Linked DNA regions of Homo sapiens: region 2 is linked to region 1. A link is an interaction called in ENCODE POLR2A ChIA-PET data of the cell type or tissue named here. Cell type or tissue: PC-3. All regions are shown on one strand. Each heading gives the region's core, and the rest is flanking DNA. Links, peaks and the distances in the headings are about the cores only.

Region 1 (16,334 bases), core at 4,516-12,515:
TGAGCTGTGATCGCTCCACAGCACACTGGCCTGGGCAACAGAGCAAGACCCTGTCTCAAAAATAAATAAATAAAAATAAAGAAGTTGAGAAGCAAATCTTTCCTGGTTTTTTTCAGTTTGGGGTCTTGGGGGTGGTTTTTTGTCCATCTTCCAACACCTTACTCAGCCTAGAGATGGCTTCCCTCAAATTGTTTGTACCTGGCTGAACAAAGGATGGAAGGAGAACCAAGAAGACCTACCAAAGGATGAGGTAATAAGATAGCTTTCTAATTCTTCCTGAGACAGTTCTATGGAATGCAGCATTATATTCACAGTGCGACAAATTCCCAAATCAGACAAAACCATTTTGCCTATATTTTAAGAAGGGAATTTTTAAAAATGCCTTCCAGAAACAAACGATTTGAGGATTTCACAGCTGTTTGGAAAAAACTAACAGACACATTTAGGTATAGCTACAGTAAAATTATTTACTTGGACTTCATTACATTGAAATTTGGAGATATTCTAATTCTTATATTTACTTTATGAGGTAAAAGAATGAGATTCACTATTCCCCAGAGATCAAGTAAATTATGAACTGAGAGGGGAGGTACGTGAGGGACACTCATTTTGTTAATGTTTACTTTTTTTTCTGTTTTTACACCACTTAAAATTGTTCCAAGAGGAAAAATAAAAACAACATATAATATAGTTAATGAGAATTAATGTTTGTCTTAGTCCATTCAGGTTGCTATAATAAACTATAATATACTGAGTGGCTTAAACAACAAACACGCATTTCTCACAATCTAGAGGGTAGAGAGTCCAAGATCAAGGAACTGGCAGATTCAGTGTCTGGTGAGGGCCCACTTCCTAGTTCATAGATGGCCATCTCCTCATTGTGTCATCACATGGCAGAAAGGGTGAGGGATCTCTCCAGGGTCTCTTTCCTAAGGGCAGTAATCGCAGTCCTGAGGGCTCCACTGTGATGGCCTAATCACCTCCCGAAGGCCTTACCTCCTAATACCATCACATCAGGGGTTAGGATTTCAACATATAAATTGGGAAGATACATTCAGTCCATAGCATTTCACCCCTAGGCCCACAAAATGTATGTCTTTCTCATATATACAATGCATTCATTCCATCTAACAGCCCCAAAAGTCTTAGTTCATTCCAGCAACAACTCTAAAGTCCTGAGTCTCATCTAAATAACATCTAAATCAGATATGGATGAAACTCAAAGTATGATTCATCCACAGGCAAATTCCTCTTTAGTTGTGAACCTGTGAAACCAATCAATTTATCTGCTTTCAAAATATGATGGTGACACAGGCACAGAACAGACAGTTTCTTTCCAAAAGGGAGAGATAGGAAACAAGAAAGGGGTAATGGGCCTCAAATAAGTCAAAAACTTAACAAGGCAAACAATATTAAATCTTAAGGCTTAAGAATAATCCTCTTCAGCTTAATGCTTCACTCTCTAGACCCACTGGGGCAACAGCATCACACCCCTGGCTTGGTGGGGTAATACACAAGCCCTGAGTCTCTGTGGTGGCCCTACCCATGCCACAGCTTTCTGCTATGGCCCTGCCCCAGCAGCAGCTCCCTCCAGGCTAGAATTGCAGCCCTACAGCTTCAGGCAGCCCTGTCCTTTGAAACATAAATGGAGGCAGCCATAACTTCCAGGCCCATATCCTCTGGGCCTGTGTTGATGGTGGCAACCCTAATGATCTCTGAATCACCTTTGAAGTCGTTCTTCCACAGTTTTGAAGAATAGTGCCTGACTTCTACTGAGATGGCTGATCCATACTAATCTCTTTATCAAATGGTGGTTTGGCCACACCCTTAGTATTCTCATTTTTTACAATATGGATAGGCCAAAAATCTTTCCAATCTTTTACTGCCTTTATTTTTCCTTAACAAAAGCAAGTAATTAACTAAAAATGAAGTCATTTTTTCTCTTCTTGCATTTTACTGTAAGCAGTTAGGAGAAGCTAAGCTGTACCTTAAACACTGCTTAGAAATTTTCTCAGCTAAATATCCAATTTTATTCTTTACAAGTTGTACCTTCCATAAAGCACTGGAGTATGAGCATAATTCAACCAACTTCTTCACCACTTTATGACAAGAATCACCTTTCCTCCAGTTTCCAATAATATCTTCTTCATTTCCATCTAAGGCCTTATCAGAATGGCCTTTACCATCTATATTTTTATCAATATTCTGGTCATGATTACTTAGATATTCTCTAAGAAGTATGAGGCTTTCTCTGCAGCCCTACTCTTTTATTTCTGAGCCCTCACCAGAATCATCTTTAATGATTTATGTCAACAGTGTAGGCTTTTTCTAGGATGCATCTCAAAATTCTCCCAGCCTCTATCCATCACCTAGTTCCAAAGCCACTTCCACATTTTTAGGCATTTATTACAGCAGCACTCTCACTTCTTGGTACTAATATCTATTGTATTATGGGGAATTGGCTCACATGACTATGGAGCCTGCAAAGTCTCATGATCTGTTGTCTGCAAGCCAAAGTCCCAGGAATGCCAGTGGTGTAATTTAATCTGGGTCCAAATACCTGAGAACCAAGGGAGCTGGTAATGTATATCCCAGTCCTATGGCAGAAGAAGATGAGATGAGATGTTCCATCTCAAGCAGCAAGCAAGAAGCAAAAAGGGACAAATTCATCCTTCTTCTACCTTTGTCCTATTCAGGTCTTCAACTGATTGACTAATGCCCACCCACATTGCGGAGGGCAGTCTGCTTTACTGAATCCATGCGTTCAAATGCTAATCATCTGGAAACACACTCATGAACACATCCAGAAATAGTGTTTAATCTGAACATCCTGTGGCCAGTCAAGTCGACACATCATATAAACCATTATGATATTTAAAATTTTTATGTCAAATCTATATATTATTTAAAGCAGGGGTCAGCAAACTACAGCTTGTGGGCCAGTGTCTATTTTGTAAAACAGCTTTATTGGAATGCAGCTATGTCTATTCATTTATGTATTGTTTATGGCTGCTCTCAGACTAACATGGCAGAATTGAGGAGTTACAACAGAGGCCAAATGGCCAAAAAAAACCTAACCTAAAAACCTGACCTTTAATAAAAAGTCTACAGATCCTCAATCTAAAGCACTTTTAAAAAGAAACTCACACACATATACTCACACAGCATGACTCTTAATTCTATTTGTTTTCTGCAAATAATGATGAATTATATCTGTTTTGGGGAATTTCTAAATACTGGTAGGTTTGAACACCTTTTAGATATAAAGAAAATGTTTATATATATATATATATATATATATTCCATTATATATCTAGATCATGGAATACTACTCAGCCATAAAAAGGAATGAAATAGTGGCATTCACAGAAATCTGGATGAAACTGGAGACTATTATGCTAAATGAAGTAACTCAGGAATGGAAAACCAAACATCATATGTTCTTACTTATAAGTGGAAGCTAAGCTATGAGGACACAAAGGTGTAAGAATGATATGATACAATGAACTTTGGGGACTCAGGGGAAAGGGTGGGAGGGGATGAGGGATAAAAGATTACACATGTGGTACAGTGTACACTGCTTGGGTGCACCAAAATCTCAGAAATCACCATTAAAGAACGTATTCATGTAACAAAACATCACCTGTTCCCCAAAAACCTATTGAAATAAAAAATAAATTTAAAAAAATAAAATAAAATTCTATGGAGCCAAAAAAGAGCCTGAATAGCCAAAGCAATCTTAAGCAAAAAGAACAAAGCTGGAGGCATCACACTACCCGGTTTCAAACAATACTATAAGGCTACACTAACCAAAACAGCATGGTACTTGTACAAAACAGACACATAGACTGACAGAACAAATTTGAGAACCCAGAAAAAAGTCACACACCTACAGTCATCTGATCCTGAACAAAATTGACAAAAATAAGCAATGGAGAAAGGACTCCCTATTCAATAATTATACTGAGATAGTTGGCTAGCTGTATGCAGAAAAATGAAACTGGATCCCTCTCTTTCACCATTTATAAAAATTAACTCAAAATGGATTAAAGATTTAAATGCAAGATTGCAAACTATAAGAATCCTAGAAGAAAACCTAGGAAACACCACTCTGGACATCTTCCCTGGGAAATAATTTATGACTAAGTCTTCAAAAGCAACAAAAATGAAAATTGACATGTGGGACCTCATTGAACTAAAGAGCTTCTATAGAGCAAAAGAAACTATCAACAGAATAAACAGACAACCTACTGAATTGGAGAAAATATTCACAAACTCTGCAACTGACAATAACCTACCATCTATAAGAATCTAGAAGAAACTGAAACAACTGAACAAGCAAAAACCAACCCCATTAAAAAATAGATGATAGACATGAACAGACACTTCTCAAAAGAAGACATACAAGTGGCCAACAAACATGATGAAATGCTCCACATCACTAATCATCAGAGAACTGCAAATTAAAACCACAATGAGATACCATCCCACACCAGTCAGAATGGCTATTACTAAAAGTAAAAAAACAACAGATGCTGGTGAGGCTGTGGAGAAAAGGGAATGCTTATACACTGTTGGTGGGAATGTACACTAGTTCAGCCACTGTGGAAAGCAGCTTGGAGATTTCTCGAAGAACTTAAAACAGAACTACCATTCAATCCATTACTGGGTATACAGCCAAGAGAAAATAAATCATTGTACCAAAAACATATGCATGCATATGTTTATTAAAGTGCTATTCACAACAGCAAAGACATGGAGTCAACCTAGGTACCCATCAACTGTAGATTTCATAAAGAAAATGTGGTACATAGGCACCATGGAATACAATGCAGCCACTTTAAAAAATCATGTCTTTTGCAGCAACATGGATACAGCTGGAGACCATTATCCTAAATGAATTAATGCAGATACAGGAAACTAAATACTGCATGTTCTCACTTAACAACTGGGAACTAAAAAATGGGTACTCAAGAACATAAAGATGCCAACAATAGGCAGTGGGGACTACTAGGCGGGGAATTAGGGAAGAAAGAGTTGAAAAACTATTATTGGGTACTATGCTCAGTACCTTGGTGACAGGATCAATCATACCCCAAACCTCAGCATCACATAATATACTCAGGTAACAAACTTGCATATGTATCTCCTGAATCTAAAATAAAAGTTGAAATTATTGTTAAAAAAAAAAAGTATAGCTTATAAATTCGGTCTAAGCTTAACCAAAAAAAGAATAAGGATAAATTGCAAAAAATAATAATTTGAGATAAATCAAGAAATCTAAATTTGAAAGACAGACATATAACCCTTCTAGAGAATGCAGACTCATACAACCACTTGAAAATAATTCTGCAGTTTCTTTACAAGGTTAAACATGCATTTACCATATGGCACAACAATTCTGCAGATATTTACCCAAGAGAAATGAAAACTTGTGTCCACAAAAATTCTTATACGTGTTTATCCATTACTAATTTATTCATAAAAGTTTAAAAATTAATACAATAAAACAAGTATCAAATGTTTATCAGCTGTAGGTAGAATGGACAAATTTTGGTGCATTCATTCAATAGAACACTACTCAGCAATAAAAATTAACTACCAAAATACACAAGTGTATGAATCTCAAAAACATCATATTGGACTAAGTAAACAATATATAAAAGATAAAGGATTGAGCAGGAAGTGGAAAGAAGAAATTTTCGGGGGTGATGAAAACGTCCTATATCTTATCTGGAATTCTTTTATTACAAGGGTACTTACATTTGTCAAAACACATTGAACTGCACACTTATAATTTACATACAACAGATTTTAACTCAAAAAAAAATGGCAGCTGAGAGACAATGCTAGACACCAAAGACTGCCAACATTCTTTATGCATGCATGCAGACATAGAGATTAGCCATCCCCACCAAATCCCCCTTTGAGTAAGGACATGCTAGCCAGCTATGGAGAATATTGTCCACACACAGCCTCCCAGCTTTCTGTAGCCAAGACAATCCCTAAAAGAGCTGACTTACCCCAAGGTCATGTTTCTCCTGGGGCAGCCTGCATCCCATGACTGAACGAGGCCCAATTATTTTGAGTTGACCTAGGCTGTATTGATAGACAGTACTTGTTCCGGTGCTCCCCTTTGTGTTAGCCACAATTTTTCTGAACTGTAAGGCAGACTCAATTTCTTCCTCTACCTAATCCTGCTTCCTCTTCCTTCCTTTCATTGATGTTGACCCCTAATACATATCTTACATTCTAAACTTTCTCGCTATAACTACTTCCAGAAAACCTGACTTGCTATACTATGTCAACACTTTCCTACAGAATTTCTCCACGAAGTTTCTTTGCCATATGTCTTAAAATCCTCGCCTTGGATCATTCTACCAATCTTAATACTTTGGTAGAATGTGAACAGTCCTTCCATCTGGACTTTGTTAAAAACAGGTGCCCTTTTGTCATTATCTTTTCTGACAGCATATTGGGATCTTTTCTGGCTGCTCTGCTTCCATTCAGTATTAAATAAGTCAAGGTCCCAGCAAGAAATGGATATCATACTCCAAGGGGGTGAATGAAATGAACTTGATATTTTTAAAAGAGAACTACTTATTAAAGTGGGGCAGGCAGTAAGGAAATCGATGAGGGATAATTCAGTATGCTGAATCTAACATTAATAGGAAATAGTAAGAAACTACTAATAGGAAATAGTAAGAAACAACCTGAAAGTAAGGGAAAAAGCCATGATAATTGGAACCAAAGGCAAACAGATTTGTGTGAAATGGCTACTGAATGAATTATGCTGAAAATTACTATTTTAAAATGATTTATAATTATTACAGAATTTTAGTCAAGTTATTACATAATTTCAGTAAAAAAAATCTAAATCTGATTCTACATTAACACTTCTAAGAAATCTCGTTTGGCCAATTGCTATATGCCAATTATTTTATGCACTCATTCATTCACCAAATACTTATGGAGTACCTATTAAGTCAAGCATTCATATAGCAAAAGATTCATGAATACATTCAAACTACATTGAGGCTGCATTTAAAGTTTCCATGATGCACTCTACAATCATTGGATATTTTTACTACTTGACACATCTGTCTGTATTATCTGGATATGTCATAGAATAGAGACACATTTAACTAGTAGGAATTTATATCATAATTAATGTCATAATTTACCACTTTGTAGAATTGTTATACTAAGATGTTATGTTGACATGCTCAAATATAGTTTTGTGAATGATTTACGTAAATACAGGCAGACTTCATTTCATTGTGCTTCACTTTATAGTGCTTCACAGATTTTATGTTTATTACAAATTGAAGGCATGTGGCATTCTTGCATCAAGCAAGTCTTTTGGTGCCATTTTTCCAACAGCATGTGCTCATTTTGTATCTCTGTCACATTTTAGTAATCCACGCAATATTTCAAACTTTTCCATGATTATTTTATCTGTTATGGTGATCTGGGGCCAGTTATCTTTGTTTGTACTATTGTAATCGTTTGGGGGCTCCACACACCAAGCCTATTTGTGGCAGGGAATTTAATAAGTGTTGTATGTATTCTAACTGCTTCACCAATTGGTCATTCTGCCATCTTTTTCCCTCTCCTCAGATCTCCTATTACCTGAGACAAAACAATACTGAAACTAGCCAATTAACAACCCTACAATGGCCTGTAAGTATTCAAGTGAAAGAGTCATGCCTCTCTCTCTCTTTAAATCAAAAGCTAGAAATAATTATGCTTAGTAAAGAACGTATACTGAAAGCTAAGGCAGGCCAAAAGCTAGAACTCTTGTGCCAAGCAGTTAACCAAGTTGTGAAAGCAAAGGAAAAGTTCTTGAAGGAAATGGAAAGTGCTATCCCAGTGAACACGAATGATAAGAAAGCAAAACAACCTTATCACTGATGTGAAGAAAATTTTAGTAGTTTAAATAAAAAATCAAATGAGCCACGACATTCCCTCAAGCCAAAGCCTAATCCAGAGCAAAGCCCTAACTCTCTGCACTCTGTGAAGGCTGAGATAGGTGAGGAAACTACAGAAGAAAAGCTGGAAACTAGCAGAAGTTGGTTCATGAGGTTTAAGGAAAGAAGTCATTTTTATAATAAAAGTCCAAGGTGAAGCAGTACGTGCTGATGGAGAAGCTGCAGCAAGTTATCCAGAAGATCTAGCTAAGATAATTGATGAAGCTGATTACATTCAACAACAGATTTTCAATGTAGACAGAAAACCTTCTATTGGAAGAAGATGTCATGTAAGACTTACAGCTAGACAAAAAAAGTCAACGCCTCTCTTCAAGGCATCAAAACTTGAAAGCTTCAATGGACAGGCTGAGTCTCTGGTTAAGGGCTAATGCAGCTTGTGACTTTTAAGTTAAACCCAATTTTTTTTACCATTCTAAAAATCTTTAAAAATTATGCTAAGTCAGTACTCCGCCTGTGCTCTGTAAATAGAAAAACAACACCTAGATTATAGCACATCTCTTTATAGCAAGATATACTGAATATTTTAAGATGACTGTTGAAAGCTACTGCTCAGAAAAAAAAAAAAAGATTCCTTTCAGAATATCACTGCTCTTTGATTATGTATCTAGTCACCCAGGAGCTCTGACAGAGATGTACAAAAATATTCATGTTGGTTTCATGCCTGCTAAAACAACATCCATTCTGCAGCTCATGGATTAAGTAGTAATTTCAACTTTTAAGTCTTACTATTTAAGAAATACATTTTATGATATAGCTACATTTTATATAGCTGCCATGGATTGTGACTCCTCTGATGGATCTTGGTAAAGTAAAATGAAAGCCTTCTGGAATTAACTTACCATTCTAGATACCATTCATGATTAATGGGAAGAGGTCAAAATATCAGCATTAACAGGAGATTGGAAGGAGTTGATTCCAACCCTCATAGAATCTTAGCTCCTGAAGAGTTTAAGGCTTCAGAGAAGGAAATAACTGCACATGTGGTGGAAATAGCAAGAAAGCTAGGATTAGCAGCTGAGCCTGAAGATGTGACTGAATTGCTACAATCTCGATAAATCCTGAACAGAAGAAGAGTTGCTTCTTATAGATAAGCAAAGAAAGTGATTTCTTGAAACGGAATCTATTCCTGATGAATATGCTGTGAACGTGGTTGAAATGACAAGGGATTTAGAACATTACATAAATTTAGTTGATAGACTAACAGCAGAGTTTGAGAAGATTGACTCCAATTTTGAAAGTAGTTGTACTATGGGTAAGATGTTGTCAAACAGCATACACACTGCAGAGAAATCTTTCATGAGAAAAAGTCAATCGATATAGCAAACTTTATTGTCCCCTTATTTTAAGAAATTGCCACAGCCACCCGACCTGCAGTAACCACCACCCTGATCAGTCAGCAGCCATCAACACTGAGGCAAGATCCTCCACCAACAAAAAAATTATGACTCACTGAAGACTCACATGATCATTAGCATTTTTTAGCAATAAAGTATTTTTAACTGAGGTATGTACATTGTTTTATAGACATAATGCTATTGCCCTTTTAATAAACTATAGTATAAACATAACTTTTATATGCACTAGGAACTAAAAAATTTTTGTGACTCACTTTAATGCAAGATTTGTTTTATGCAGTGATCTGGAACTAAATCTGCAATATCTCCAAGGTATGCCTCTACTCGGTACATTTCAGATTTAGGGTGAAAATGTACCATGTAATAATATGCTTAATCCAAACAATAGAGAACAGAATTATTCAAATTTATGTATTTTGAAGATTAAAATTGTATTCCTTGTTACAATAATGAAAACCTGAAAAGTCTCTGCATTTATTGGGTCCTCCAGGAAGCAGATACCCAGGAGAAAATAGAAGGGAAAGAGACTCACCGGAGGTAGTGTCTATGAAAAATAAAGCAGAAAGGGAGCAGGAGTAGGCAAGGAAAATCTTCAGAGAGTGATACAGTTCTAAAACTTGTGAAAAGAAAGGGAGAGAAAAGGAGCATTGGGTAGGAAAAGCCTCAGATCAAGGTACAGCTCTGGAAAGCTCATTAGGAGCTCTAAGCAAAGACTCGTGGTAAAAGAGTCTTGTTGGCTTACTCTTTTCCTAATTGAATACCCTTTATTTCCTTCTCCTGCCTAATTTCCCTGGCCAGAACTTCCAACACTATATTGAATAGGAGTGGTGGGAGAGAGCATCCCTGTCTTGTGCCAGTTTTCAAAGGGAATGCTTCCAGTTTTTGCCCATTCAGTATGATATTGGCTGTGGGTTTGTCATAGATAGCTCTTACTATTTTGAGATACGTCCCATCAGTACCTAATTTATTAAGAGTTTTTAGCATGAAGCGTTGTTGAATTTTGTCAAAGGCCTTTTCTCCATCTATTGAGATAATCATGTGGTTTTTTGTCTTTGGTTCCGTTTACACACTGGATTACATTTATTGATTTGCATATATTGAACCAGCCTTGCATCCCAGGGATGAAGCCCACTTGATCATGGTGGATAAGCTTTTTGATGTGCTGCTGGATTTGGTTTGCCAGTATTTTATTGAGGATTTTTGCATCAATATTCATCAAGGATATTGGTCTAAAATTCTCTTTTTTGGTTGTGTCTCTGCCTGGCTTTGGTATCAGGATGATGCTGGCCTCATAAAATGAGTTAGGGAGGATTCCCTCTTTTTCTATTGATTGGAATAGGTTCAGAAGGAATGGTACCAGTTCCTCCTTGTACCTCTGGTAGAATTCGGCTGTGAATCCATCTGGTCCTGGACTCTTTTTGGTTGGTAAGCTATTGATTATTGCCACAATTTCAGATCCTGTTATTGGTCTATTCAGAGATTCAACTTCTTCCTGGTTTAGTCTTGGGAGAGTGTATGTGTAGAGGAATTTATCCATTTCTTCTAGATTTTCTAGTTTATTTGCATAGAGGTGTTTGTCCCTGTTTGCAGACGACATGATTGTATATTTAGAAAACCCCATTGTCTCAGCCCAAAATCTCCTTAAGCTGATAAGCAACTTCAGCAAAGTCTCAGGATACAAAATCAATGTACAAAAATCACAAGTATTCTTATACATCAATAACAGACAGAGAGCCAAATCATGAGTGAACACCCATTCACAATTACTTCAAAGAGAATAAAATACCTAGGAATCCATCTTACAAGGGACGTGAAGGACCTCTTCAAGGAGAACTAAAAACCACTGCTCAATGAAATAAAAGAGGATACAAACAAATGGAAGAACATTCCATGCTCATGGGTAGGAAGAATCAATATTGTGAAAATGGCCATACTGCCCAAGGTAATTTATAGATTCAATGCCATCCCCATCAAGCTACCAATGACTTTCTTCACAGAATTGGAAAAAACTACTTTAAAGTTCATATGGAACCAAAAAAGAGCCCGCATTGCCAAGTCAATCCTAAGCCAAAAGAACAAAGCTAGAGATATCACGCTACCTGACTTCAAACTATACTACAGGTCTGCAGTAACCAAAACAGCTTGGTACTGGTACCAAAACAGAGATATAGATCAATGGAACAGAACAGAGCCCTCAGAAATAACGCCACTTATCTACAACTATCTGATCTTTGACAAACCTGAGAAAAACAAGCAATGGGGAATAATAGGACAAGTGCTTTTGTCCTATTAAATAGGATTCCCTATTTAATAAATGGTGCCGGGAAAACTGGCTAGCCATATGTAGAAAGCTGAAACTAGATCCCTTCCTTACACCTTATACAAAAATTAATTCAAGATGGATTGAAGACTTAAACGTTAGACCTAAAACCATAAAAACCCTAGAAGAAAACCTAGGCATTACCATTCAGGACATAGGCATGGGCAAGGACTCCATGTCTAAAACACCAAAAGCAATGGCAACAAAAGCCAAAATTGACAAATGGGATCTAATTAAACTAAAGAGATTCTGCACAGCAAAAGAAACTACCGTCAGAGTGAACAGGCAACCCACAAAATGGGAGAAAATTTTCACAACCTACTCATCTGACAAAGGGCTAATATCCAGTATCTACAATGAACTCCAACAAATTTACAAGAAAAAAACAACCCCATCAAAAAGTGGGCAAAGGATATGAACAGACACTTCTCAAAAGAAGACATTTATGCAGCCAAAAGACACATGAAAAAATGCTCATCATCACTGGCCGTCAGAGAAATGCAAATCAAAACCACAATGAGATACCATCTCACACCAGTTAGAATGGCGATCATTAAAAAGTCAGGAAACAACAGGTGCTGGAGAGGATGTGGAGAAATAGGAACACTTTTACACTGTTGGTGGGACTGTAAACTAGTTCAAGCATTGTGGAAGTCAGTGTGGCGATTCCTCAGGGATCTAGAACTAGAAATACCATTTGACCCAGCCATCCCATTAATGGGTATATAACCAAAGGAGTATAAATCGTGCTGCTATAAAGACACATGCACACGTATGTTTATTGTGACACTATTCAAAATAGCAAAGACTTGGAACCAACCCAAATGTCCATCAATGATAGACTGGATTAAGAAAATGTGGCACATATACACCATGGAATACTATGCAGCCATAAAAAAATGATGAGTTCATGTCCTTTGTTGGGACATGCATGAAATTGGAAATCATCATTCTCAGTAAACTATCGCAAGGACAAAAAACCAAACACTGCATGTTCACACTCATAGATGGGAATTGAACAATGAGAACACATGGACACAGGAAGGGGAACATCACACTTTGGGGACTGTTGTGGGGTGGGGGGAGGGGTAGGGATAGCATTAGGACATATACCTAATGCTAAATAATGGGTTAATGGGTGCAGCACACCAGCATGGCACATGTATACATATGTAACTAACCTGCACATTGTGCACATGTACCCTAAAACTTAAAGTATAATAATAATTAAAAAAAGGAAAAAAAAAAGAGTCTTGTTGGACAGGAAGTGTCAAACCCTTTTGTCCTCACAAAGCCCAGTCATTGGTTGGGGCTGCCTGGGAAGAGATGGTGTCTGTAGCTCAAATACCCTGACAATCCATAAGAAGGGACTGTAAGTTATGTTCCTCACAACTAATTAGCACGTTTTTTCCTTAAAAGAATTTCTGAGCAATGAGCCTCCATGGCTGCCACTAACCACTGCAGCTCTGAACAGATCCACTTCTCCGTATGCATTCATGGAGTAATTGGTAAATGAAAGTCATACCATTGATTCCATTTTCAGCCACCATCCCTGCCCACATAAATGGCCACTCCATTTATGTGCCTACCCTTCCAGTTCAGGGTGACCAATGACAAGGCTGGCTAATGCCAACTGATCAAAACATTTGATCTACTTTGTTATTCATTGTCTCTTCTGCAATGGACACATTTTCTGGTGGGCATTATATGTGATATAAAAATCTTCACACTTCACACCCAATCCTATCTGTCCATCCACATGTCTCCATCACACACTCCCTTGTATACGATCTTTCAGTTCTTTTCCTTTTAGGCTTCTGACCAGCCAGCAAGATCATTCCCTAGTGTCAAGGAGTATGTACACATGTATGTACATACACACATACATATATTCATATTCTCACCTCAGGCCACTTTTTCCACACAAAGGTAATAATCAAGTTTGATGCTCAAAGTTCCACAATCAGGGAACTTTTTTCCTGCCACTGTATGTCAAGTTCACCCATAAGTGTGGCTAAAGAGTACCTGCCATTCATTTTTAGATTGTACCCATTTACCAATACAACCAATTCACAAACCAATCAGTTCTCCTCCATCAACTTATTATGCAGAACTCATAATTCGTAGGTACAAGCTAAAGGATGGTGCCAATGCCAACCTTGAAATTGACGTGATGATCTGGAGTACCTGCTCACATAACTGACTCAAGTGCTTTTGTCCAGCTTGGGCTCAAGCTTGGATGTGCCATTTACATCTGAAGAGGGACTGCTGCTGGGCCCACTCAATGTTACAACTTGGTAGGTCCAACAGAATCAGATTATAATAGCCAGTTCTGAAAGCATGGTCATAGGGTGAAAAAAAATGGTCATATGTTTCTTCTTCACCAGGGCCCAGTAACACAGAAGGAGCTATTTCTTGACAGGCATAAAAATCTCCACTGCAGAAAACATGGTCCTGCTGAAGACACTCAAGGCCTACATTGTAATTCTCCCACTGAGCTTTGCCATAAACCCCATGCTGCATCTTTTCCCACAATGGATACCTCCAAAACCACAGGGTCTGCTAACTCATGACCCAAGCAGCAGGGCTGATTGTACCCAGCCTGGACCTGCTGCAAATACATATCCTACACAGATCCTACTAAATGCTGGAAGATGTCTGGGTCACCCTGTATTTGGCTTAAAATATAACTGCTAAGTATGAAATGTGTTGCCCTAGAATTCAAAGAGGGCTAACAGATACTGTGCTTCTTTTTAGTGATTAAGGAGGCAATATGCAGCTAATTATCTTACACTTACATCCCAGCATGACCCTGACCACTGGACCCTTAAAAGTTCTACTTGAGTGGTAGTTTACTGAATCTTTGAAAGGTTTATCTTTCATGCTCTGGAATGCAAATTTCTTATCATGGACTCCACTGTGCTATCCACATCTTGCTCATCTCACTTTATCAACATGATGTCATCAGTGTAAATAGAGACCAGAAGCATCATGTTGGCTCCCTATCTGATGGCTATTTCTTTGGAATTGGAATGCATAAATGGGACTGATATACAGAGCAGCTGGAGTAACCACCACACCGGGTCCTTGGCCTTTTTTGGGGGAAGGCCTATAAACATTCCTGTGGAGTGTTTACAAGGTTCAAATCTCTTCCGACTACATTGTGACAGAGGAGGCCCTGGGACAAAGCTATTGTGTACATTTTTGCCAATTCCATGTGAATGCAAACAGTTTATGATACTCTTTTCTGATTGGGGTAAAAAAGAACACATTTGCCAAATCACTGTCTGCTTACCATGTACCTAAGCCTTTATTAACTATCTCTACCAATGATTCCGCACCCAACACAGCAGCAGCAATCAGGGCTAATACTTAGTTAAACTTATGGTAATCTATAATCTTTCTTGAGGATCTATCAGCATCTATCAGCATCTATGGATGAAAAACAAGAGAATTAAACAGATGAGGACCAACACTCCTGCATCCTTACGATCTTTAAAGGTGGTATTAATCTCTATCATATCTCTTGAGATGCCAGATGTAATCTTTTTGTTTAGCTATCTTGGTAGAAGGTAGAGGATGCCAAGGAATCCATGCAGTTTCAGAGGCCCCCACTTGGTCTTCTCCCCAAAAGTCCAAGGGCCAAATGTGGTGGTTACTCCAACTGCTCTGTATATCAATCCCACTTATACATTCCAATTCCAAAGAAACAGCCATCAGATAGGGAGCCAACGTGAGGCTTCTGGTCTCCAGCGATCTGTGCCAACCCAACTTCTGTGTCCGATATTCCTCAGAATGTCTAGTGCACAGTCCCCTAAGTAAAAGCCATGGGGCTCTCCGGGGAAAGATCAGAGGACTCATCACAGGAGACATTTGTTATGACTTCTTGTGATATTGCAAGATTCTTTCTTCAGGGGTAGGTTTGCCAAATTTAGCAAAAAAAAAATACAGGCCACTAAGATGAATTCACATTTCAGATAAATAGTTTTTAGCATAAGTATTTGAAGATAAGTATTTTTTCTTCACAGAATTGGAAAAAACTACTTTAAAGTTAATATGGAACCAAAAAAAGAGCCTTCATTGCCAAGTCAATCCTAAGCCAAAAGAACAAAGCTGGAGGCATCATTCTACCTGACTTCAAACTATACTACAAGGCTACAGTAACCAAAACAGCATGGTACTGGTACCAAAACAGAGATATAGACCAATGGAACAGAATAGAGGCCTCAGAAATAACACCACACATCTACAACCATCTGATCTTTGACAAACCTGAGAAAAACAAGCAATGGGGAAAGGATTCCCTATTTAATAAATGGTGCTGGGAAAACTGGCTAGCCATATGTAGAAAGCTGAAACTGGATCCCTTCCTTACACCTTATACAAAAGTTAATTCAAGATGGATTAAAGACTTAAACATCAGACCTAAAACCTTAAAAACCCTAGAAGAAAACCTAGGCAATACCATTCAGGACATAGGCACGGGCAAGGATGTCATGACTAAAACACCAAAAGCAATGGCAACAAAAGCCAAAATTGACAAATGGGATCTAATTAAACTAAAGAGCTTCTGCACAGCAAAAGAAACTACCATCAGAGTGAACAGGCAACCTACAGAATGGGAGAACATTTTTGCAATCTACTCATCTGACAAAGGGCTAATATCCA
Region 2 (16,005 bases), core at 8,006-16,005, 370 kb before region 1:
TAATGGCTGTTTGTTAGAGGTTGTCTGAGGAGTCTCTTAGACTTTGTGGCTGCCAATCACGTTGTCATGAGAATCACGCGTTAACCTTCTCACAGATGAATGCATGGTAGAGAAAGAGTCAAACAAATTGAGGAAATAATGGTGGTGATCTCAGAAGTCCATTGATGGGGGATCAACAGTGCCACCTGATTAACTAAGACATCCACACCTGAAGCAGGGTCTGATGTGGATCCTGCAGAAACACCAGGGTAAGACTGTGGTGGAGCAGAATTCAGTTTCAAAAAAAGCTCTAATTAATGTTTGAATTTTAGGTACTGTATACTATCCCATTTGGGCAGCACTTTTCAAATTAAAATACATTAACCCAAATAGGCAAATAACAAAAAATTAAAGCAATCTGCAATAAAGCATACCTTATTAACATGCTAAGAGGATGATTTAAAACCTCTTTAATGCATTTTCTGAATTAAAATCCTTGCATTCACTTCAGTGCTTTGCTTTGATACTTTAAATAGCCACATACTGAATTAAAACAGCTACTCAGACATTCATCTATATATTCAAGTATATATTGAGGGTCCTCAAAATGTAAGGTGCTGTGCTAGGCTCTGTGTATAAATGAACATAAGCAATTATGGTATAGCTGAGTTATGGTAACAGCTCAATTATGAAAAATATGGCAAGATTGATAAGATTAATAATAAACAATATATAAATTTGAAAATAGCATCATTTTTCATGTATCTATTATTTCCTTTTTCTTTTACTCACTCTAAAAATTTTAGTGTCCATATAATTTTACTTATACTGAATTTTAAAACCACTCTGATAAATTACATAATTCATCAAATTAACCAAAGAGAGGCAGTTTAGGTTCCCAAAACGAGCACTTGAAGGGAACCTCAAGGATAAATACCATCTGGCTTTGCCACAAGCTAGCCATGGAACAGAGGCAAGATGCTTCAACTTTCTATAACCTTGTCTGACAATGAAGGAAGTGGTCTACCTAGTTTCTATCATTCAAGCCCCACTAATTTATGAATTTGTGAAATGCATAAAAACTTCCACATAACATCTTAAATAATATAATGGGAACCCTGGCTTTGAAACTATGATTTATGCCTTAAGAACATCATAAAAGGTGAAGACCAGTGTGAAGCTCCCACTAAGCCCATTATGATAAAGCATGCAGGTAAGGGCAGGCTCATAACCATCATGTCTCTGATTTATTTACCATCTATTCATTAACTCACCATTGACATTTTGGGCTAGATAATTCTTTGGTGTAGGTGGTCTCCTGTGCATTATGGAATGCTTAGCAGCACCCCTGGCCTCTAATCTACAGACTAGATGCCAGTCACAGCTCCCACCACCCCCTATTGTGCCAACCAAACATATCTGTAGGTATTATCAAAGGCACCAGATTAGGAGTGGAGGGCACAATCACCCCTGGGTGAGAATCACTGGTATAGTTAAATGGCATAAAACTAAATATAAACTCACATGAAGCATTTTTATGGGTCTAGTTTTTTTCTAAGTATTAAATACCAAGTTTTGGATGCATATATAACATATTTTATTTTCAGAAAAAAATTCTAGTCAGTTTCTAATACATCATAGAAATTCAGTAAATATTTCATAAAAAACTTAATGATACAGAGAAGAGTAAACCTATCCAATGGTGCAAGGAAGTATTATTACCACTTGGTGGCAGAAAATCCTAATATATAATTGTTTCCATGTACAATTATTTAATGTCTGGAAATCCAAGTCTGCAACACGTTTGTACATAAAAGAAAATTCAATTTGAAAATTGAATAGTATTTAAAGCTTAGGGATTTGGGTATTTATAGATGGTGCCAACATGTATACTGTCATAGAGGTTGGAAGTGGGAAGCTTGTTGACTACAAGCAAGAAGGACTGGATGCAAGCTTTGTTCCTAATATGGAAATAAACACTCTCTCCAATTCTGAATGAACCACTGCCTGCCCCCTTTGTTAATACCTTCTACCACATTTTATGCATTCTTTATTCATTTTCTTTTTCATTTCCTAATAATTAGTTTGATATTAACATTTCTCATCTTGTAGGTTCATTTTAGGATTAGAGTGAGCAATACTAATAACTTGTTTCTAATTCGTTAAAAAGAACAAGTAATTTTAAGTCTTTAAAGTTTCTTATATTGCTGGATACAGGAACAGTTCATGGAGTCACCTATTTCCCACAAGCAGTAAATGTCCTGCAGCTGGGAACAGAGCAATGAACTGAAAAGGTATGGACAATATATTCAGTCAGCAGTGAATGCAGATATGAAATGAAGCTGTGTTATACAGTGCTTATAAACATATTGCTCTGAATCAAGTGGATGTTGGTTCAAATTCAGGCTCTGTCACTTGTTTGAAATGGGACTTGAGGCAAATCATTTCACCTCTATATCCTTGGGATCCTCAGATACAGAATAGGGAAAATAATATTACCTACCTTCCAGAGCTATTGCAAGAATTAAAGAGATGGGGTATAGAGAATATATAGTTTGAAATACACTGGACATTCTATAATTGTCAAGAGCTATTATTTTACAGAAAGATAAATATCTACTATGTGGCTTTAGGTCTATTTCATGGTTAACTTTAATCTACACATACCCCTTTACTTATGATGGGGTTACGTCATGATAAATCCATTGTAAGTAAGTTGAAAATGCACTTAATACACCTAACTACTGAACATCATAACTTAGCCTAGCTGACCTTAACCATACTCAGAACACTTTCCTTAGCTTACAGTTGGGCAAAAGCATCTAGCACAAAACCTATTTTATATTAAAGTTATTATACAAAATTTGAATCAACATTCAAACTTTGAAGTACAGTTTCTACTGAACACATATTGCTTTCACACCATCATAAAGGTGAAAAATCATGAAGTTGAACTCCGGTAAGTCTGGGACTGTCTGTAGTCAATTCATCCTAGAGATATTTTGCCAAATATTACTTTTTACTGATGTGCCCAAGTCCATGACTAAGTCCTTCAGGGAATGAAATAGTCAGTGATTCACGCATTCAGATGAGCATTATAACCTCCTAAGCTCTACCCTACATGGTTTAAAAACCTGCCCTAAGACGACAACTGGAATGTGATCTGTTCAGAAGGTGGAACAGGGCAGTTATTCAAGAAGTTATCTGGCATTTTGAGGTTTACACATGTAATAGACTATGGAAGAGATCAACTTTTAATTTATGCTATCCTTTCAGACTGTACATCTGAACAGCTAATGCTAGCAACCACCAAACTCAGTGACCTTTAGAGTTAAAGGATATGACTGAAGATAATGAATAGGTCTGCTTATTATCTGAAAAGCTAATGCTAGCAACCACCAGTCAGTGACCTTTAGAGTTAAAGGATACGGTCAGAGATAATGAATAAGTATGCTTACCTTGTTTCAAAATGTATTTTTATATATGGTTCATCCTACTGACATCTATGGTGCACCTGGAGCAGATGTGAAGGCAGTGTTTGTGCAGCTAACTAAATACTTTAAAATTCAAGAGGTCAGAGAGAGAAGACCTGAGTGAATCAGAAATTCACTTACCATCTTAGATATAGATGTTATGAAAAAGATTAAGCATAAGCCATATGAGTTGGGTAGGAAAGAATGAACCATGAGAGTTTTTCTTAGTATGCATACACTAGGGCCAAACCATCTCATTAGCAATGGGCAAAAATTATTTGAAATATAAATGATTGCCTTAAAAAATCTTCTCAGGAATACAGTTTAATGTATGTCGTAAAACCAAGCCATGTGAAATGTGTCTCAAGTTTTGTTCACCACAAGCTCATATGGCAGGGGAAAAGAGATACTTGTGTTGATTTAAGCCTCCAAGAATCAAATGCCAAGACTGAGTTGGAAGTATGAGATGTACCCAGGATTATACCTATGAGAGATAAAGGGAAGTGGAACGGGAGAAGGCGGAGAAATCCTCTCCACTGTGAGGCTCTGCTCACCTGTGAAAGGGGGAGAGGTAAGACGATTGTCTGGGAAAGTCAGTCAGCCCAACAGGGAACGGCACATCTCTGTAGCTGCCAGAAGACACACTTACACAAAAGGCTCTCTAGATTGTTAAACTGACAGTGGAATCAACATTTTATTCCAGACTTCACAACTGAGGTCAGACATCACAGGTTTAGTATTTCTAAAATACTAAACAGTTTGTTTTAAGCTATGATTAAAATATGTGTTATTGAAAAGTGTAACTCTCATTTACAATATATAATATACATTTTGCTGATGGTTAAATTTTAATTTTCCACATTTTTAGAGAAGCTACAGGGAAAATAAAATTATTTCATTTGATAGATACCATATTTTCTATCATAAAGAAAAGGCATTTTGATTTTATTTTAATTTTTCTCTTATCTGTCCAGTGACTTATTATACATCCTTCATGCTTTCAGGATGAGTATTTTCTTACTGGAAAAATATAAGAGCCAATTACACTGACCTATCTTTGCAAAAAATTTATTGAGATTTTTAAAACCAAATAACAACAAGAGCCATTTCTTTATAATATGAGTATATTACATTTGCGTAGTGTTTACGATTTTCAAAGTACCAATTTAATCTTTCCAATATGCTTGTGTGATGGGTTGTACAACTTGATTATTTCTGTTTTATAGATGAGGAAACTAAGGTTCAGAGAAGTTAAATGAATTGCTGAAGGGGCAGAGATGTACACTTATTATAAGATCTCAATCTTCTGAGTACTTAGTTCAATACTGTTACTCTATCAATTTCCAAAGTGCAGTTTTGATAAGGAAGGAAAAGCAGTGAATATAAAATATTGATCAAACATGGTGAATTTTATATCTTCATATTAATCCATTATATATGTTATACGTAGTCAACTGTATATTATATGAAGTCAGTACATGTACCCCTTGGTATCCATGGGGGATTGGTTCCAAGACCCTCCTTCTGAGCACACCAAAATCCACTGATGCCCAGACCCCTTATAAAAAATGGTGTACTATTTCCATATAACTTACTTACTCATAGCCACTGGTATAACTTAAATCATCTCTAGTACTTACAATGCTCGATATAATTTTATGTAACTGATAAATATTGTTATACTCTACTGTTTTTTAAATTTGTATTATTCTTATGATCATATTATTTTTGATGTTTTTATTTAATATTTTTGACCTGTAGTTGGTTGAATCTGTGAATGCAGAACATATGGACATGGAGGGTGGACTGTGTATGTGTGTGATATTTAATTGAAATGCCCTTTGCAAAACTGTAAAACAATTTTGTCATATCACACATTTTGTAGATCATAAATGGGAGTTAGGTGGAAAGGAAAAGAGCCATAACCATCTCCTTGGAATATTCAATTAAGAATCAGAAGTCTGCATTGTGAATGCACTTAATGCTCCTGAACTATATGCTTAAAAATGGTTAAAATGGTAAATTTTATGCTATATATATTTTATAACAATGAAAATAAATATAAAAAAGAAGTCAGTTGCCTGTATATGTCAACCCCAAGGGTTGCTATGAATATTTAGGTTTTGGAGAGGGACACTGTTATTCTTGAGACTAATAATTCATAACCTCTTATCCGTAAGAAAACATAATGGGCCATATTGTCAATTATAACACAACAATAACATTACTAGCTGAAATGTCACCCCTTTCTTTTTCCTTTAAGCATTTCAATATTTAAAATACATAGAGTGAAGTTAAACTGGTAAGATAGACTTAATTATATAGTGCTTGGTACACATGTTAAAAATGATTGGGACCACACAATATGTCACCAGGAATGACTGAATTCTTTTCTGAATATATCCACTAACTAGGGAAGGCTTTGAGAAATTAAATCATTTCACCTTACTCCAGTTTTCTTATGTGATATGTGCAGATAATTTACTTCACACAAACAAAAGAATTTACTAAAATGTCCTAGCAAATTATAAAATTGTTTGGGCCAGGCACGGTGGCTGATGCCTGTAATCCCAGCACTTTGGGAGGCTGAGGTAGGTGGATCACTTGAGTCCAGGAGTTTGAGTTCAACACTAGCCTGGGCAACATGGCGAAACCCCATCTCTACAGAAAATACTAAAAATTAGCCAGGCGTGGTGGTGCTCACCTGCACTCCCAGCTATTTGGGAGGTTGAGGTGGGAGGATCACCTGAGCCTGGGAGGTCCAGGCTGCAGCAAGCCATGATGGCACCAGTGCACTCCAGCCTGGGTGATAGAGACCCTGTCTCAAAAACTAAAATGAAATAAAAATAAAACGTTTTGAGTTGAATACCTTTTGGAGGTAAGCTATTTCATATTCTTTCAGTAACATTTTCCCCTTTATCTTTCTGTCTGTACACCTTTCCTTCTGTACATTCACGCATTCTTTCTTTCCACAGACATTTGCAGGTACCAAAACTATAGAAGTATTAAGGATCAGAGTTAAACTAAGACATGGGCTCTATCTTCCAGAACCCACACCTTCATCAGTTAGTTTGCCTCTTCCTGGTCTGGGAGATTGGTTAACACACCATGACCAACATGATTTCACCAAGGAAGAGGAATGGGAGGAAGAAACGGGCATGTGAGTAGCAAAATATACTTCCTACCATGTTCCTTGCTAGGTATGTTATTTCATTAATTTAATGACCCTTTGAGGCTGTAGTAATGACAAGTGAGGAAACTCACTTGGGGTCCAGTTTCAGTTTTCTGCGTATGGCTAGCCAGTTTTCCCATCACCATTAAATAGGGAATCCTTTCCCCATTGCTTGTTTTTGTCAGGTTTATCAAAGATCAGATGGTTGTAGATGTGTGGTGTTATTTCTGAGGCCTCTGTTCTGTTCCATTGGTCTATGTATCTGTTTTGGTACCAGTACCATGCTGTTTGGTTACTGTAGCCTTGTAGTATAGTTTGAAGTCAGGAGCGTGATGCCTCCAGCTTTGTTCTTTTTGCTTAGGATTGTCTAGGCTATGTGGACTCTCTTGGTTCCCTTTGAAGTTTAAAGTAGTTTTTTCCAATTCAGTGAAGAAAGTCAGTGGTAGCTTGACGAGGATAGCATTGAATCTGTAAATTACTTTGGGCAGTATGGCCATTTTCATGATATTGATTCTTCCTATCCATGAGCGTGGAACGATTTTCCATTTGTTTAAGTCGTCTCTTATTTCCTTGAGCAGTGGTTTGTAGTTCTCCTTGAAGAGGTCCTTCACATCCCTTGTAAGTTGCATTCCTAGGTATTTTATTCTCTTTGTAGCAATTGTGAATGGGAGTTCACTCATGATTTGGCTCTCTGTCTGTTATGGGTGTATAGGAATGCTTGTGATTTGTGCACATTGATTTTGTATCCTGAGACTTCGCTGAAGTTGCTTATCTGCTTATAAGGAGATTTTGGGTTGAGATGATGAGGCTTTCTAAATACACAATCATGTCATCTACAAACAGAGATAATTTGACTTCCTCTTTTCCTATTTGAATACCCTTTCTTTCTTTCTCTTGCCTGAATCCCCTTGCCAGAACTTCCAATACTACGTTAAATAGGAGTGGTGAGGGAGGACATCCTTCTCTTGTGCCGATTTTCAAAGGGAATGGTTCCAGTTTTTGCCCATTCAGTATGATATTGGCTGTGGGTTTGTCATGAATAGCTCTTATTATTTTAAGATACGTCCCATCAATACCTAGTTTATTGAGAGTTTTTAGCATGAAGCACTATTGAGTTTTGTTGAAGGCCTTTTCTGCATCTATTGAGATAATCATGTGGTTTTTGTCATTGGTTCTGTTTACGTGATGGATTACGTTTATCGATTTGCGTATGTTGAACCAGCCTTGCATCCCAGGGATGAAGCCGGCTTGATCATGGTGGATAAGCTTTTTGATGTGCTGCTGGATTCGGTTTGCCAGTATTTTATTGAGGATTTTCTCATCAATGTTCGTCAGGGATATTGGCCTGAAATTTTCTTTTTCTGTTGCGTCTCTGCTAGGTTTTTGTAACAGGATGATGCTGACCTCATAAAATGAGTTAGGGAGCATTCCCTCTTTTTCTATTGTTTGGAATAGTTTCAGAAGGAATGGTACCAGCTCCTCTTTGTACCTCTGGTAGAATCTGGCTATGAATCTATCTGGTCCTGGACTTTTTTTGGTTGGTACGCTATTATTACTGCCTCAATTCCAGAACTTGTTATTGGTCTATTCAGGGATTCAACTTCTTCCTGGTTTAGTCTTGAGAGGGTGTATGTGTCCAGGAATTTATCCATTTCTTCTAGATTTTCTAGCTTATTTGTGTAGAGGTGTTTATAGTATTCTCTGATGGCAGTTTGTATTTCTGTGGGATCAGTGGTGATATCCCCTATATCATTTTTTATTGCATCTATTTGATTCTTCTCTCTTTTCTTCTTTATTAGCCTGGCTAGTGGTCTATTTTGTTGATCCTTTCAAAAAACCAGCTCCTGCATTCACTGATTTTTTTGAAGGGTTTTTAGTGTCTCTAGCTCCTTCAGTTCTGCTCTGATCTTAGTTATTTCTTGTATTCTACTAGCTTTTGAATTTGTTTGCTCTTGTTTCTCTAGTTCTTCTAATTTTGATGTTAGGGTGTCAATTTTAGATCATTCCTGCCTTCTCTTGTGGGCATTTAGTGCTATAAATTTCCCTCTAAACACTGTTTTAAATGTTTCCCATAGATTCTAGTACCTTGTGTCTTTGTTCTCATTGGTTTCAAAGGACATCTTTATTTCTGCCTTCATTTCATTGTTTACCCAGTAGTCATTCAGGAGCAGGTTGTTCAGTTTCTATGTAGTTGTGCGGTTTTGAGTTAATTTCTTAATTTGACTGCACTGTGGTCTGAGAGACCATTTTTTATGATTTCTGTTCTTTTGCATTTGCTGAGGAGTGTTTTACTTCCAATTACGTGGTCAGTTTTAGAATAAGTGCAATGTGGTGCTGAGAAGAATGTATATTCTGTTGATTTGGGGTGGAGAGTTCTGTAGATGTCTATTAGGTCTGCTTGGTGCAGAGCTGAGTTGAAGTCCCTAATATCTTTAATTTTCTGTCTTGTTGATCTGTCTAATATTGAGATTGGGATGTTAGAGTCTCTCACTATTATTGTGTGGGAGTCTGAGTCTCTTTGTAGGCCTCTAAGAACTTGGTTTATGAATCTGGGTGCTCCTGTATTGAGTGCATGTATATTTAGGATAGTTAGGTCTCTTGTTGCATTGATCCCTTTACCATTATGTAATGCCCTTCATTGTCTTTTGTTCTTTGTTGGTTTAAAGTCTGCTTTATCAGAGACTAGGATTGCAACACCTGCTTTTTTTTTCTTGCTTTCCATTTGCTTGGTAAATATTCCTCCATCCCTTTATTTTGAGCCTATGTGTGTCTTTGCATGTGAGATGGGTCTCCTGAATACAGCATGCTGATGGGTCTTGACTCTTTAGCCAATATGCCAGTCTGTGTCTTTTAATTGGGGCATTTAGCCTGTTTACATTTAAGGTTAATATTGTTATACGTGAATTTGATCCTGTCATTATGATACTAGCTGGTTATTGTGCCTGTTAGTTGATGTAGTTTCTTCATAGTGTCGATGGTCTTTACAATTTGGTATGTTTTTGCAGCAGCTTGTACCGGTTTTTCCTTTCCATACTTAGTGCTTCCTTCAGGAACTCTTGTAAGGCAGGCCTGGTGGTGACAAAATCTCTCAGCATTTGCTTGTCTGTAAAGGATTTTATTTCTCCTTCACTTGTGAAGCTTAGTTTGGTTATGAAATTCTGGGTTGCAAATTATTTTCTTTAAGGATGTTGAATATTGGTCCCCACTCTCTTCTGGCTTGTAGGGTTTCTGCAGAGAGATCTGCTGTTAGTCTGATGGGCTTGCCTTTGTGGGTAACCCAATCTTTCTCTCTGGCTGCCCTTAAGTTTTTTCCTTCATTTCAACCTTGGTGAATCTGATGATTATGTGTCTTGGGGTTGCTCTTCTCAAGGAGTATCTTTGTGGTGGTCTTTGTATTTCCTGAATTTGAATGTTGGCCTGTCTTACTGGGTTGGGGAATTTCTCCTGGATAATATCCTGAAGAGTGTCTTCCTATTTGGTTCCATTCTCCCCGTCACCTTCTGGTACACTAATCTAATGTAGGTTTGGTCTTTCCACGTAGTCCCATATTTCTTGGAGGCTTTGTTCATTCCTTTTCATTCTTTTTTTTCTAATCTTGTTTTCATGTTTTATTTCAGTAAGTTGATCTTCAATCTCTGATATCCTTTCTTTGGCTTGTTCGATTTATCTGTTGATACTTGTGTATGCTTCACAAAGTTTTCGTGCTGTGTTTTTCAGCTCCATCAGGTCATATATGTTCTTCTTTAAACTGGTTATTCTAGTTAGAACTTTCTCTAACCTTTTTTCAAGGTTCTTAGTTTTTTCGCACCAGGTGAGAATATGTTCTTTTAGCTCAGAGGAGTTTGTTATTACCCACCTTCTGAAGCCTACTCCTGTCAATTTGTCAAACTCATTCTCCGTCTGGTTTTGTTCCCTTGGTGGTGGGGAGTTGTGATCCTTTGGAGGTGAAGAGGCATTCTGGTTTTTGGAATTTTCAGCCTTTTTGCACTGGTTTCTCACCATCTTGTTTCTCACCATCTTTGTGGATTTATCTACCTTTCGTCTTTGATGTTGGTGACCTCTGATGGGGTCTCTTGAGTGGACGTGCTATTCCTTTGTTAGTTTTCCTTCTAATCGTCAGGCCCCTCTGCTACAAGTCTGCTGGAGGTCCACTCCAGACCCTGTTTGCCTGGGTATCACCAGCAGAGGCTGCAGAACAGCAAAGATTGCTGCCTGTTCTTTCCTCTTGAATCTTCGTCCCAAAGGGGCACCTTCCAGGATACACAGGGGTCAGGGACCCACTTGAAGAGGCAGTCTGATCCTTAGCAGAGCTCAAACACTGTGCTGGTAGATCCGCTGCTCTTTTCAGAGCCGCCAGGCAGGGATGTTTAAGTCTGCTGAAGCTGTGCCCACAGCCGCCCCTTCCCCCAGGTGCTCTGTCCCAGGGAGATGAGGGTTTTATCTGTAAGTCCCTGACTGGGGCTACTGCCTTTCTTTCAGAGATCTGCTGCCCAGAGAGGAGAAATCTGGCAGTCTGGCCACAGTGGCCTTGCTGAGCTGCAGTGGGCTCTGCCCAGTTTGAACTTCCTGGCCGTTTTGTTTACACTGTGTGGGTAAAACTGCCTACTCAAGCCTCAGCAATAGTGGATGGCCCTGCCCCCACCAAGCTCAAGCATTCCAGGTTGATCTCAGACCACTGCTGTGCTGGCAGCGATAATTTCAAGCCAGGGGATCTTAGTTTGCTGGGCTCCGTGGGGGTGGGACCCACCGAGCCAGACCACTTGTCTCCCTGGCTTCAGCCCCCTTTCCAGGGGAGTGAATGGTTCTGTCTCACTGGTATTCCAGGCACCACTGGGGTATGGGGAAAAAACAAACAAACAAAAAAAACTCCTGCAGCTAGTTCAGTGTCTGCCCAAACAGCCGCCCAGTTTTGTGCTTGAAACCCAGGGCCCTGGTGGAGTAGGCACCAGAGGGAATCTCCTGGTCTGTGAGTTGCAAAGACCATGGGAAAAGCACAGTATCTGGGTCAGAATGCACGGTTCCTCAGGCTCAGTCCCTCATGGCTTCCCTTGGGTGGGGGAGAAATTCCCCAACCCCTTGCGATGCCCCACCCTGCTTCAGCTCGCCTTCTGTGGCCTGCACCCACTGTCCAGCCAGTCCCTATGAGATGAACTGGGTACCTCAGTTGGAAATGCAGAAATCACCTGCCTTCTGCGTCGATCTTGCTGGGAGCTGCAGACCAGAGCTGTTCCTATTCGGCCATCTTGCCAGCAATCCTGTTTTTGTTTCTTCCACTCACTACTTCATTTATTTCAAGTTATTTTTTTCTAGATATGCCCATTTATGATTTTTAACTGGACCCCTTCTTTATTTTTTGCATTCTTTTTATAGGGCTTTTAGGCCTAGTATTATTTCTCTGTCCTCACTGGATTAATATCACTACCAAATTATGTAGTATACTTACTCTTCCTGCTCTCTAGTAATAGCAATAAAAATAATAAATAGCTATTACATACCCACTATGTGCCAGGCCCTGTTGTCAGAACTTTATAGTATTAAGTAATTTAATATTCAAAAGAACATTTGGATGTTGGTGTGATTACTGCCTACATCCTGTGAACAAGTAAAGAGTCTTAATGAGACAACATTTTAAGTACAACACACACAGGCATGCATTAGAATGGCAGAAATTGCTCACAAAATATTTGAACTTAATTCCGTGTTTCCTATGTATTCTATTCATGATAACCATCATTATGAGAACATGGGTGGTAGGCTTCTTCTGTAAAGAGCCAGATAATAAATATTTTAGGACTTGTGGGCCACATATGGTCTCTCTCACATATCCTTATTTTTTTCACAACAACTATTTAGAAATGTAATTTTTTTTAAATATCTAACTCTCAGTCTGAAAACAGGCTGAAGACTAAATGTGGCCTGAGGGCTATGGCTTGTTGACCCCCATACACTAGCCTCCTAACCACTGAACTATCCTTTCTAGAGTGAAATGACTTTGTAGCTCTGTTAAATACCTTATTTTCCATTTCTTAAATTTCCTTTATTGGAATCATTTTTAAATGCAATCTAGATTCACCTGGATAGGCAAGCCAAACAAAACTTGTCTGAACAGCAAGAATGTGCCAATTTGCAATGACCCTAATCTGCTGACTCTCTTGGATGACCAGGGACGATTTCCACTTGCCTTCTTGCTGTCTTACTCTCAGCCCATGCGGCCCCATTGCTGTGGCAGGGCTCACAGAATTCATGCACAGGTCTCTCATCCACATGTTACCTCCCACTGCAGCCCTTCTCACCTGTAATATTGTTTTTTGGAATTTCTTCCCAATCAAAATTCCTAATCTTAACTAGGGCTAATGGCTTAGGGTTCCCCTTACCTAAAGCTCTCCTTTGTTTTCTGATTTGTAATGGGCGATGGTTGACATGCTAGTGGAAGGGATGGTTAGAAAGGAAGCTGGGAGGTTGGATATCAGATAGGCCTTAAGAGGATTCCTATGTTGTTGGGGGAGGTAACATAACCAGCTTAACAAAAAAATGGTCTCCCTCCTTGTCATTTGTATTCCATGGGATAGCCATATATCATAGTTCTGGTCAATGAGATATAACAACAGAAATTGTTGGGAGATTCTTCTAAAGGTGGTGGCAGATTCAGCTAGCATCCCCGACTTTTCCTTTGCCCTTACTCCTACATGCCTGAAAAGTGGGTATAATAGCTGAAAGTAAAGCTGTCCTCTTGAATCTGACTATGACAAAAAATCCAGGAGAATCACAGAAACTCCTGCCTGGTAACAGCCCCATACTGCATAAATCTGGGGAGTTAAATGAGACAGGGGAAAAGCAAATGTCTTGTTTAAACCACCATGATTTGGATTTTATATTACTATGTGTAATTGGATGCAGGTCTTACCTGATACATTGCCCTTTTCCTAATCATTCCTTTATCATTTCTTTTCAGCAACAAGCATTTATTGTGGCCCTACTATGTACAGGCCACAAAAAAGGAAACATCCTCATCGTTGAGGATTTTGCTACTCTCAGTGAAGGAGCTGATAGATCTCTAGAGTACATTGTTCATTATACACGGTGTCGACCACAATAGCCATTAAGGTCCCACAGTGCCTTTTTCCATCGCTTCTTGATTATTGACAAATTAGGAGGCACTGGGGACCATGCCTGCTCTCTACCTGAGCTGCAAAGAGTGAAGTTAATCATACCCTCCATCAGGTTCCTGACAGAATATTCCCTTCTTTATATCACCAGTCTTCTATTCCATCACCATAAGTATATATATGTGCTTAGTATATGTCTTAAATGTACATGCTATTCTTTTTTGCTTATCAAACATAGCTTATTTCTACCTCTCAATAACAGAATTGTTGAGATTTGTTAAAATAGTTGAATTATTTAATGGGTCTGTTCTCTACTTGCTAAAATTGCTTCTGAACATCTGTCCCTTTCTTTGAAAAGATAAGCCCGATCATGTGCATGACTTCATATTTTCAAATATGAGCTTACCTGTTTTTTGTCAAGTGATAATTTTGAAAGGTCTTCATGACTTCCTAAAATTCCAAGTTTCTTTTCTTCATTTATCTTTTAAAGATAGATAGTAAAATGAGTATAACTGCATAACCAATTTCACTCTTCATTCTGTATTTTAAAAGCCATTTCGTCTAATTCTCCAACAAGTTTTAATGAGAGAAACATATTCTTACGGGGTTCTTCCCTTTGCAAGTGCTTGCTTAGACATTTCCTTTGGACTCTGAATTCCCTCAGGTTGCAGTTCTAACCAGACCTGTAAACCACCCATTTAATTAAGTAAAATAAAGGAAGGGAAATTTTTGCCACTCAATCCACTGAGTTCTGTAAGTTATACTTCTGGAAGAATATCATAGATTGTATTTTTTCCAAAATTCCTACACAAATTAATCATAATCACATTTAAAGAAAGCTTTAAAATTCTCAAAGTACTTTTATATACTTATTTGAGTTGATCTTCAGGATGTAGATATAATTTTTTTCACATATTACAGTTGAGGAAACTAGAACTCAGAGAATGTGCTACTTACTTGAGCACCCTAAATAGTAAATGGGAAACAGTGCAGGAATTACAACATTTTCCTTTTATTTAATGATAGAATCTTATTGCAAGGAAACTTTATAATCATTTGGCCCAATTGCCCACTCAGTGTAAGAAGGAAAAATCTTCAATACATTCCCACTGTCAGCCATCTGGCATTTATTGACTTCTTACAATGGTGGGAGGCTCACTACTTCTAAAGGCAGCCCATTCTTCTGTTGGGCAGATTTTCTTATTAAAAGTTTGCTCTTATATCGAATTAAAATTTAACAATTTGAATTTTTGGCCCATTGCTTTTCTTCCCATTTTTGAAAAACAAGTGTACTTCCTAATTAAAGATGGAAATTACAAAGATATTTTTAGTCACTTTCAATCTTCCTTTTTCAGAAGAAACAGCCAGCTCCTTCAGTCCTCCCTCATATGACACTTTATCCATATGTGTTCCATTCTGGTCCTCCTCCTCTGGATACACCTGGTATCTCAGTGCTCCTTCTGAGTACAGAGGTCTAAATGCTCAGCAGAGATCTTTGCATAGCATAAGCCCTCACCTTCCACCTCCAGTGAGACACAAATTCCACATGTTCTCTAAACATATCTGAACATGCTGTGATCGCCCTACTGCCTCATCTAAGCACTAAATCTTTTTATTTTTTTTAAAGATTGCATCACCTTGTGGGATTACTGTTTTCAATCAATGTCCTTAGCTCTTTCTTTCTTGAACTACTTATTGCCAAGCCTGGTCTCCCAAATTCTATGTGAGCAACTGATTTCTGAACTTTTCAATGTAGAAGCTATCTAAGAGTTAATCAAGTTGCCCCGCCCCCCCCCCCTCCCCGAGTCATAACAAGCTGCTGCCGATTTACTGGGCTGTATAAATTGTAGGAAAAGTGAGGGACATGTAGCCATAACAGCAAAAAAGCAGCCCAGAATAGTTCTTCTTTCAGTACCCACTCCAGATAACATATTATTTTAGTTATATTTCATGAATTTTTCTTACATTCTTTTAAGTAGGAAATGTCCAGTGTGCTCATGTTGAACAGACACAAGCCAAAGGACTGTGCTGTGTGAAGTGACTGCATATGGGAATGAATGGATGTGTCATCAGGAACTGCTTCTCTTTAAAGGGATGTGGCATAGTGGTTACAGTAGTCACAAAATTTAAGAATACAATGATAACTTATCAAGCTAAGTTACCTTGTTCATCTCTGCATCTTCCTGGAAACCTTTTTTATGGCCCTGGAACAGCTCAGAAATCCATTTTTTAAGCTTCAGTAAGAGATAAAACAGGGACTTTGGACTCGGCACCA

What was found. Peaks named below come from ENCODE experiments on the same cell type or tissue, not always from the same donor. Only the 100,000 strongest peaks of a DNase experiment are listed, where the experiment ranks them.
Region 2: POLR2A ChIA-PET joins it to region 1 with 6 read pairs; 4 of 35 experiments call an interaction of 5 or more read pairs at or near these places.

What each region holds. Positions count from the first base shown.
Region 1 is chr11:101,826,239-101,842,572 of GRCh38, forward strand. No RefSeq gene overlaps it. Among named protein-coding and RNA genes, the nearest start is that of CEP126, 81 kb to the right of the region's middle. In PC-3, for the core only: no CTCF peak of the experiment used is centred there; a DNase peak (open chromatin) is centred at 9,493; H3K4me3 peaks cover 763 bases; H3K27ac peaks cover 1,052 bases.
Region 2 is chr11:101,455,291-101,471,295 of GRCh38, forward strand. TRPC6 (transient receptor potential cation channel subfamily C member 6) reads right to left here. Exons shown (of 13, transcript NM_004621.6): 9 at 15,893-16,005; 10 at 14,137-14,211. Among named protein-coding and RNA genes, the nearest start is that of MIR3920, 57 kb to the right of the region's middle. RefSeq lists an enhancer at 10,434-11,117. In PC-3, for the core only: no CTCF peak of the experiment used is centred there; no DNase peak of the experiment used is centred there.